2 separate regions of the Mus musculus genome follow, and region 2 is linked to region 1. Evidence: chromatin loops called from intact Hi-C (ENCODE). Cell type or tissue: left cerebral cortex. All regions are shown on one strand. Links, peaks and the distances in the headings refer to the core of each region. The heading gives the core; the rest is flanking DNA. Region 1 holds the start of Nat8f1 (N-acetyltransferase 8 (GCN5-related) family member 1). Region 2 overlaps Alms1 (ALMS1, centrosome and basal body associated).

Region 1 (5,387 bases), core at 298-5,297:
AGAGATTAAAGACTGGAGAGTTAGCTCAGCCACTAAGAACACTGCTGTTCCTGCAGACGACCAGGACCCAGCATTCACAAGGTGGCTCACAACCATCTGTAACTACAATTCCAGCGGCTCCAATGCCCTCTTCTGGCCTCCACTGGTCCAGGCACACAAGTGGCACACACACCTCTATACATATAAAACAAACATCCATATATATAATAATAATAAATATTAACATTTTTTTTAAAACCCACAAAACTTAAACAGAAAGTTACCTCTGATTTTCTAGAATGATGTCTGAGGGTTTCTGTTACAGAAAAAGAAGAGTTTGATAACTAATGTCCTGACACGGTCCTATTCATGTTAGCATCTATTTGACAAAGAACATGATAGGCATGGTAGGCATGTAAAAACATGCATAGAAAAAGGAGAAAACAAACTGCAGAAATCTTGAGTACCAAGATGATTAGTGACTTTTATTTCACTCTTAAAATATTCCACTGTGCATGTTCTGAACTTCTACAGACATCAAACAAAATTTAAGGATGTACTACATTCTTGCCTGATACCTGCAGCAGCCAGAAGAGGGTGTTGGATTCCATGGAACTGGAGTTATAGACTTCCGTGAAATGCAATGTGGGTGCTTGGAATCAAAACTCTGGTCTGATTTTTAATAGTAAGGGAAAGGGGCTTTTTAGAAAGCCTCAGTACAGTTTGCTCTGGTTTAGTGAAAGAGTCGCTTAGACCAGAAACTTTGGAATCATCACTTGTATTGATCTGTTTTGACACCTGTTAAGAATCATGTTGACGCACAGGGGAAAAATTCCTAAACAGAAAGCAATGGCTTGTGCTGTAAGATCAAGAATTGACAAATGGGACCTCATAAAATTGCAAAGCTTCTGCAAGGGAAAAGACACTGTCAATAAGACAAAAAGGCCACCAACAGATTGGGAAAGGATTTTTACCAATCCTAAACCAGATAGGGGACTAATATCCAATATATACAAAGAGCTCAAGAAGCTAGACTCCAGAAATTCAAATAACCCCATTAAAAATGGGGTTCAGAGCTAAACAAAGAATTCTCACCTGAGGAATACCGAATGGCTGAGAAGCACCTGAAAAAATGTTCAACATCCATAATCATCAGGGAAATGCAAATCAAAACAACCCTGAGATTCCACCTCACACCAGTCAGAATGGCTAAGATCAAAAATTCAGGAGACAGCAGATGCTGGCGAGGATGTGGAGAAAGAGGAACACTCCTCCATTGTTGGTGGGATTGCAAGCTTGTACAACCACTCTGGAAGTCAGTCTGGAGGTTCCTCAGAAAGTTGGACATAATACTACCAGAAGATCCAAAAATACCTCTCCTGGGCATATACACAGAAGTTCCAACTGGTAATAAGAACACATGCTCCACTATGTTCATAGCAGCCTTATTTATAATAGCCAGAAGCTGGAAAGAACCCAGATGTCCCTCAACAGAAAAATGGATACAGAAAATGTGGTACATTTACACAATGGAGTACTACTCAGCTATTAAAAACAATGGATTTATGAAAGTTTTGGACAAATGGATGTATCTGGAGGATATCATCCTTAGTGAGGTAACCCAATCACAAAAGAACTCACATGATATGTACTCACTGATAAGTGGATATTAGCCCAGAAACATAGAACACCCAAGATACAATTTGCAAAACACAAGAAAATCAAGAAGAGGGAAGACCAATGGGTGGATATTTCATTCCTCCTTAGAATAGGGAACAAAATACCCATGAAAGGAGTTACAGAGACAAAGTTTGGAGCTAAGAGGAAAGATGGACTATCCAGAGACTACCCCACCCAGAGATCCATCCCATAATCAGCCACCAAACCCAGACCCTATTGCATATGCCAGAAAGATTTTGCTGAAGGGACCCTGTTATAGATGTCTCATATGTGGCTATGCCAGTGCCTGTTAAATACAGAAGTGGATGCTCAGTCATCTATAAGATGGAACACAGGGCTCCCAATGGAGAAGCTAGAGAAAGCACTCAAGGAGCTGAAGGGGTCTGCAACCCTATAGGTGGAACAACAATATGAACTAACCCGTACCGCCAGAGCTCATATCTCTAGCTGCATATGTAGCAGAAGATGGCCTAGTCAGCCATCACAGGGGAATGCCAGGGCCAAGAAGCGGGAGTGGGTGGGTAGGGGAGCAGGGCGGAGGGAGGGTATAGGGAACTTTCAGGATAGCATTTGAAATGTATATAAAAAAATCTAATAAAAAAAAAACAAAAAAAAGAACTATGTCAAATGTTTTCTCAGCATCAAATAAAATGATCATGTGATTTTTTTCTTTGAAAAAAAAAAAAAAAAAGAGTCATGTTGACATTTAGTTCCCGATGTGTGATATTAAACGGTGAGGCCAAGTATGGAATTAAGAAGGTGGCTAGGACTTTGTACTAAGAGATAAAAATAAAAAATAATTAATCCGCTCATATCACTATAAAGTTAATAGTTTACCTCAGGGGCAATTGGGGCCTTTGAACTCAAAATTTTGTTTTTTGGGTTTTGTTTTGCTCTGCCTTCCAAGTGCTGGGATTAAAGGTGTGTGCCACCGCTGCCCAGGTCAAAATTTTGTTAATCCAGTTATATGATTATCAAATAAAGGCTTCTATCTCCAAAGCGATTCTATTACAAATGAAGTTTGCCTAGCCTCCTAACCTGCTCCCTGGCTTGAGGCAGACGCTGGCAGATCTCTGAGTTTAAGGCCAGCCTGGTCTACAGTATGAGTTCAGGACATCCAGGGCTACACAGAGAAACCCTGTCTAGGAAAACACAACAAAACACCTCACCCACCATGAGGTACTGTGGTATTAGCAACAGGAGGTGGTCTAAGGCTTCTCACGTCCAGTGTCCACGTTCTGACTCTATATCCACATCTCTCCTGACTCATCCTTGTCACAAGCACTGCCATCACCTCTTATCAATAACACCTTAACAGCGTCCTCATCCGGGCCCTGTCACCAGTAATGCAATTCTAGCCTATCCCAATGGTCACGGGGTCCTTCAGGAGGAAGTCAGGCTGAAGCTAAAGCACTAACTATGTCACTGGGACCAGCATGTAGTCTGGACCCTGCCTGACTCCTCTCCAACCCGGATGGCATGGCCTGCCCTCGGCTTAGGCTGGTCAGGCTTTCCAACAGGGCGTCCCTACTACCCTCAGGGCTTCTTGCCTGGGTCCCTCCTGCCAAGGCCGCTCGCTGGCCCGGGTAAAGCCTGGGGTGGAGGCGACTCCGCTCTCCGCCGCGCCTCCCTCCCAGCGCTGGGCCTGGCTGTGGCTGTGCGGTCCGCACGCGGCTCCTCCAGCCTCAGCCTCGGGCATCGCCTGCAGGGGGCGCCCCGGCGCGCGCAGCCGAGCGGCCTTCCGTCCCGAGCCGCGCTCCTGAGACCATGTCGCTCTCCACCGGGGCTCGCGACAAACACGGGCAAAGGCACGCGTACTTCGCCCGCAAAACTGTCCGCAGGGAAAGAGCAACAGGGCGGAACTCACCCTGCATCCTACGCCCGCATCAGAAGATCGTCCCCTAGGAAACTTAGCTCTCTACTTCCGGAAGTGCTTAATGTTTGATAGGTGGGCGGGCGCCGAGGCGCCCAGTTTCCGGTGGGCGTGCTCCTGGCTCTAAAATGGAAGTGGAGCGGACTCCTAGTACCGCTAGAAGCTGCTGGCGGAGGACAAGGAGAACTAACTCTAATTTGTCCCGGCTTCGGAGGTGGAAAAGCCCCCACTGGTCGGGCCTAGAAGCTGAGGTATGGTGTTGTCAGCCCTGTTCTTAGCCTGTGTTGAACACTCTTTTCCTGTGAAAAAGAAAAATATTCACCAGGATGGGAGTCACAATTTATCAGAGCTTTCCAGACTCAGTTTACCGAGTATGCTCTTGGGTGGAAACGGGGATCTGGCGTGGTTGTGGCTTACATTGAAGGAGCGCTTCCGGTGCTTGGAGATCTAGAGACAAGTGGACTTTCACAGCTGTGACAGAGGAAAGAGGCAAATTTCTTGAGCAGACCAGAGGACGCGACGCTGGGATCAAGTCCCCAGAAGCCATCCGCCTCAGGGAATTATACAAGACCAGGGTACTGCTCACGGGGAAGGGTGGCCACCAAGATAGTGAGTCCGGATTTTAGTCCTTGCTACCTGTCAAGAGAACCCAATGAATAAAGAGCTTGAATCTTAAAATTAGTTTATCCAGAGAGAACCTGCAGTCTGAAATAGTAGGTTAATTACCCTACAGACATGCATTCCCTGCCATCTTCACCCAGCAGAATATATAAGGAGGAGATAGGGCCATAGGCAAAGACAGCCAATAATCCTGGAGCTCCGTTTTGTTTTGCCTCTCTGGCCAGATGGTCAACATGAGGACACTTCTCATATGATGTTTGCTTCTTACTTTCTTGGCTTTCTCCTCGTCTGCAGGTGTTTGGACACAGGCACATTGGAACTCAGAATCTAATTAATTTCTACTGATAATCGACCTTACACCCCTACAGAGATACCTGGGAGGTTAATTCAAAACAAATGAGAGGGTGTCCGTTTCGTTTCCTTTCCTCAGTGTGAAGTACAAGTGTGTCTTCATAATCCAGAATATGAAAGTGTCCCTATCTGTCCCCAATCATTCTTCACTATCAGTAGCAACTCTGAGATCTGTGTCATATGAAAGATGACATCCTGACACCGTGCACCTGGTTGGTTGTCGGAATGACTTCTTTTCTTGTAAGAGAATTCTCTGGCACAAAAAGATGTACATCAGAACATACCATATGTAGCAGGAGCAGCTGTGTCTTGGAGTGAGAATTTCTGAAATATGCTTTGTTCTGAAACAGATATAGACAATAAAGGTCTGAACCAAAGTTAGAAGACAGTGTCAGGTAGCCACATATAAAACCATTTCTCTGTAACTTCTCAGCTTTCCTTTTGGAAAGTCCACCACAGTGAGTCCAGTCTCACTCACCAGGGCTAGACTGCCCTGCACTTATAGCCTTTCTGTTTCAGCTTCCCCAGTGCTGGAATTTCACACAAGCAGTGTGACTTGGTTCTAATTCTGACTCCTTTCCACATCTCTGAAGATACTATTGTTTGGTTGTGGTGGTTTAATTTTATCTCTCAGCCCTGTGATGGGATCTGTCCCAACCGATCTGATTCTGTGTTGAAGGCGTGAATGAGTGACACATGTCAAGGAATTAATGCCAATAAACCCTAGAGCCTACCTTGTCTATTTTTTTTTTTTTACATTTTGTTTATCCTGTTGGTGACGTCCTTGCATCTCCATTAAATCACTAATGGGGATGTCCATTAGAGGCTGTATTTCTGCAGAATGTCTGCAGGCAATAGCCATATAACTCTTATTTATTTATTT
Region 2 (5,387 bases), core at 262-5,261, 260 kb after region 1:
CATATAGTCAACAAAAATAGTTATACCATCTAGATTTTACATACTGCCTTCTCTTAGTCTCGTGTACTTATAACTTTTAAACCTAATATTTTATGTTATTTTTCCCCTCCCTGGTCACTGTGTTTCTCAAAGAAATCAGAACGTTAACAGACAATAAAACATACATCAAAGAATAAACCTTGGCTTTATTTACTCATCAGTTTCTTTTTTGTCCTTAATGCTATTAATTCAATCCTAAATTTTTTCTCCTAGCTTTCTAACATTTTTCATATTAGGACCTTAACAAGGTATTAACAACTTGGCTTAAAAATGAAACAATATATAATAGCAGCCTTTGTACTGGACTTTCTCTTAATTTCTTTAGCACATTGCATTAATATTTAAAAATGCTACTACTAATAATCTATACTAATAATTTATAATCTTAACTTAAATATCTATTATATAAAATATGCAACACTGGATATACCTTTAAGAATATGCCTTCTCACAATATTTGATAGAGATTTGGACATATTAATATGTGAGCTTAATATATGCAATATTCTTGTCTTCATCCATCAATTCATCAACTGATCAACATATGACTTTTTCTGTGTATTTGTTTATACTGAAAAGCAGCAGTGTGAGCATTCCTGTAACATTTCACATTGATTTTTACAAGCTGAAAATATCTTTTTTTAAATCTCTGTCTTGTCTTTTAATATTTTATATCTTTTATATGCCAAGATTTTCATGTTAATAACTTTATCCCCTTGGATCTATATTTCATGTGACTTGCTTAAGAAATTCTGAACGGGGGACTGAAGATGTAGCTCAGTTGGTTGAGTGCTTGCCTAGTACCACGTAAAAGGGAATTCTTGGGAATGGTGGCACATGCCTGTGATGCCTGCTGAAAGGAGTGGAGTTGGAGGCAAGGGTATCACAAGGTGGGGAGTTATGCTTTAGCTGTACTGCAAGTTCAAAATCAGCCAAGGATATATGAAACCTTGTCTCAATGAAAGGATGAAATTCTCAATTACCCCAGAGTCATAAGGGTATATAAACTCTAAAATTTTTCTCTTTTTATTGCATGTGGCTGTCATACATTTCTGTCAGTGTGCAGACAGGATTGACCTGATTTTTCTTACATACGTTATCAATTTTCTAAGGACTCCTGCTGTCCATCCTCAAGCTTCACAGGCTGGCACACCATCTCACTTCAGTTTCCATATTCATAAACTTGTTTCTGGGTCACACTCTGCTATACTTTTTCAGTTTTAGAAAGAATTTTATCTTTTGAGATTATAATATAATTACAACATTTTCCCCTTTCCTTTCCCTCTCACCAAACCCTCCTTGGTGGGTGGGTAGGGGTGTGTGTGTGTGTGTGTGTGTGTGTGTGTGTGTGTGTGTATGTCTATTCCTAAATGTATAAATATAACCTACTCATTCTTCTGTTACTTGTATGTGTATGTTTTCAGGGCTGAGCACTTAGTGTTGATAACCAGTTGCTGTGCTCTTCCCTGGGGAAGACTGTTTCTCCAGCTTTCAACACTCCTTGGTTGCCTGTAGTTCTTTGTCTAAGGTTGAGGCCTTATAAGCTTTCCTTCCATGCTAATGTCTATTTTCATTCTCTTTACTATGCCCATAGGTAAGTATAGTTTTCATTTCGCATAAAGAAAACTCTTTACAACAGGGACCATTACAGAAAACCACAACTGATCAGAATGCAGAGTTGTGTAGCACAGTCCCAACTGATCCATCTATAATTCAATTCCTGCACCTGAGGCTCAGGGATCACTGCAGAAGAGGATAGAAGGACTGTAAGAGTCAGAGGATAAGGATGTTTGCTGTGAGATTCTATCTCCTAGAAATGTCAGACACTTCATCCTTAAAGTCTTACCAACATGGCTGCCTCCTACACTTCTGTTTAATCCTTTACAAATAATATTTAACAAGCTACATAGTTTTGATGACAAATAGAGCAGGTTCTCTTATGAATTCAGAGATTAATGACAAATGACAAGTTAATTATTACTATTATATAATTCTCTAATTATGCAGGACTAATAAATTTCAGTGTAATTTAAGAATTTTCTCTATGGTAGCCTTGTATGTACTTTAGGCTCATTTCTAAGAACCTTATTATTTGCATATCTTTTAAAAAAGATTTTACTGTCCTAGAAAATATTTGCATAGAAATGCAGGAATTATCACTAATTATCAGACAATATGTGCATAGCCTTCCCCAGGTCAACAAATAAAATATGAACTGTGCAGTGGTGGCACAGGCCTTTAATCCCAGCACTTGGGAGGCAGAGGCAGGCGGATTTCTGAGTTCGAGGCCAAACTGGTCTACAGAGTGAGTTCCAGGACAGCCAGGGCTATACAGAGAAACCCTGTCTCAAAAAAACAAGAAAAGAAATAAAATAGAAGCCTACAGAGTCCTTATTCTTCCTAATTTTTTCGACACTTATAAAAATTTTAAGATTGATACAATCTGGGCACTGAGAGATGACTCAGAGGTTAAGAGCACTGTCTTCTCTTCCAGAGGTCCTGAGTTCAATTCTCAGCAACCATATGGTGACTCATAAGATCTGAGATCTGGTGCCCTCTTTTGGCATGCAGGCATAATTGCAGGGAGAACACTGTATATATAATAAATAAATAAATCTTAAAAAAAGGATTTATACAACCTGAAGAGGAAACCAGAGTATATAATAGCCAATTTTAAATAGAACAAATTCATCGTAGATGTCTGAACTTTGTATAAATGGATAATACAACATATGAGATTTCCTTCCTTCACTCACACTGTATTTGTAAAGTTTATTACGTGTAGTTACATATATTTACCCTTTTCTCTGTGCCAGTAAGATTTCAACAGTACTACAAGTTATCTATTCTACTAAACAAATATTGGCCATTCGGGTGGTTTCTAGATTGGAACTATTACAAATAGGGCTTGAAGAATTTGTATGGGGTTAAAGGTATAGCTCAGTGATAAAGTGGATGTCTAAGTTTAATTGAAGCGCTAGATTCAAAACTCAGCAACACAGTCAGGATACTAATTTATACTCTCACTAGCAGTGAATGACATCTTAGTCTGCACTTGTAACATTATAGCACTTTTCACTTCAGACATTCTAATGAGTATAGAAAACTACTGCTATCTTAATTTGTATTCCCAGATTGTCAACAAAGTGAAAATTTATATACAATGATTTGGTATTACATAATCTTTTTTATAAAATAATTATCCAGTTCTTTTTGCCCAATTTCTATTGAGTTGAGTATCTTCTTCACATGGTTTCTTTTTTACATGCATATCTTGTATAGAATGCATAATTTTCACTTCCACTCTGTGATTTGCTTTTATTTACTGTTTAGATTTTATGGAATTTTTAACTCTAACATACCTTATTTAACAATAGATCTCTATATGGCTGCTGGTTTTACTTTTTGTTTTGTTTTAGGAGAAAAATCCAGTTTAATAAAATTTTTCCTTTTCTAAGATTAAGAAGACACACTCTCCATTTCCTTATAGAAGATCTAGCTGTCTGTTCATCTATTTACCTATTAACCTATGCCTCTATGTTTTGGTCTGGTTTTTTGGTTTGTTTGTTTGTTTGTTTGTTTGTTTGTTTGTTTTTTTAACAGTGCATTCCTAGAAATATGGGTTTTCCTGCAATTTTAAATATATTGCACTTTTAGAAAATGACTGTCCTCAATCTAGAGGAAAAATGCTGAAAACTCAGCACTTTGAGCAGAGAGATTGGGTGTCTGAATGAAGCAGGTGGGATCTGAGATGGATGGGGAGTGAAGCAAACATGAGAATGGAGATCCTGTATGTAGGAAACAGCCAGGGCCCCACTGAAGGTGACTACTGTCATAGAGGAAGGGGCACCAAAAGTAGCCAGACATTCAGATATTTTTCCCAACAAGCCCAAAACTGAATTTTCACAAGTTGGTACCAAAAAATAAAATATAATAAAATTTCAAACATCATGTGGACTCTTAACTTCTTGTCACATTCTGTCTAAAATTGCACTTTGCAACATCTGACAGAGATAAATCCATAAGAATTGTAATCAAGATTATCTGATAATTTGTATTCAAAATAAGCTTGACTTAGTATTGCCTTTTAACAGCTAAAATACATTTTATTTATGTTGAGAATGAAGTTTGCAGTTTTCCAACCTCTCTGAAGTATTTTAAATATTCTAAAATTTCACTTTCCTGTGTTACTTAATGTAGCAGTAAGGAGGTTTACCTATCAGATGTGACACGCATATCAGTTTCTCTTGTCAGTATGTGTGTGTTGTTGTGTGTGTGTGTGTGTGTGTGTGTGTGTGTGTATACACACACACACACACACACACACGAATGTTGAAATACACTTAAAGTTTAATTCTTTAGGATCTTTGTCAGGTAAATTATTCCTTTCAGTTTTTAACGTTTTGTTTTTTTTTTATTTCTCTTTTCATCTTTTTTTTTTTTTTTTTTCCGTTGTAGGGATTAAACTCAGGGTCTCATTTTCTGACAAACCAGAATATGGATAAATACAACACTATTCTCACTTCAAATGCAAAGGTTCAAGAAACAAATTTGAAAACACGCAAGGTCACTCATTACCTGCATCACCTTTCTGAGAGGGGTTTTTCCCCTTTGTTGCAGCCCTCTTGCTATAAATCCCTTCTTTGTGCTTAATGTTTACAGTGTTGGAGAGGTCATCGTCTCTTGTGCCTAGCATTTGAGGTGGAAAGTCTGGGGCAATAGCATCATTTGAGCCTACGTAAAAATGAGAAAGCATTACAATTAACACTAAAATAGGCTTGAACTATTTTAGTCAAGAAAGACTTTTTCTTCCCTTAGATCACTTCCATGGAAAGAACACCATGACAAGAAATGTTGCAGGCCAATTAGAAGGTATAAATCAAACTGAAAATCAGAGACAGTAGAATAAATGGTAAAATTACCAGGCAAGGAAGCAAATGACGTAAGACATGACACAAAAAGTGGAACAGTGATAGTTAAGGGGATAACTGCTATCCAGGAAAGCTACTAAAAGGGAAAAGGATTGGGGGATGTCTTCTGATATGACCATGAAGGCAAAAAGGCATGTCAGATGGCACTATACAAACACACACAAGGCATGTATAGAAATAACACACACTGTAGTCAGGCTAGACAACAGGATACATTAATAAGAATACTTAATCATAACAGCAACATATGAAATCCTAATCTAATACCATAAATTTTACTGTATATGGAATATAACATCAGTGAAGAGTATTTTTTAATCATAAAGTAATTAATAAGCTTTGACTTAGGAAAATTTGTCCAACATTATAAAACACTGAATGAGAGCTAGTCATGTAACTCAGAGAAAAGAGCATACA

The links. A loop is a pair of places that touch in the nucleus more often than their neighbours do. Peaks named below come from ENCODE experiments on the same cell type or tissue, not always from the same donor. Only the 100,000 strongest peaks of a DNase experiment are listed, where the experiment ranks them.
Region 2: a loop joins it to region 1, with 2.3 times the contacts of the local background. A loop is called at or near these places in 6 of 42 quality-filtered maps.

What each region holds. Positions count from the first base shown.
Region 1 is chr6:85,913,930-85,919,316 of GRCm38, reverse strand. It overlaps Nat8f1 (N-acetyltransferase 8 (GCN5-related) family member 1), which reads left to right and starts at 3,685. Exons shown (of 2, transcript NM_023160.3): 1 at 3,685-3,783. Tprkb (Tp53rk binding protein) reads right to left here and starts at 3,598. Exons shown (of 6, transcript NM_176842.3): 1 at 3,527-3,598. In left cerebral cortex, for the core only: CTCF peaks have their summits at 545 (motif pointing right), 3,184 and 3,392 (motif pointing right); a DNase peak (open chromatin) is centred at 3,576; H3K4me3 peaks cover 2,040 bases; H3K27ac peaks cover 2,147 bases.
Region 2 is chr6:85,650,649-85,656,035 of GRCm38, reverse strand. Alms1 (ALMS1, centrosome and basal body associated) reads right to left here. Exons shown (of 23, transcript NM_145223.2): 13 at 4,618-4,773. Among named protein-coding and RNA genes, the nearest start is that of Nat8f7, 55 kb to the left of the region's middle. In left cerebral cortex, for the core only: a CTCF peak has its summit at 2,607 (motif pointing left); no DNase peak of the experiment used is centred there.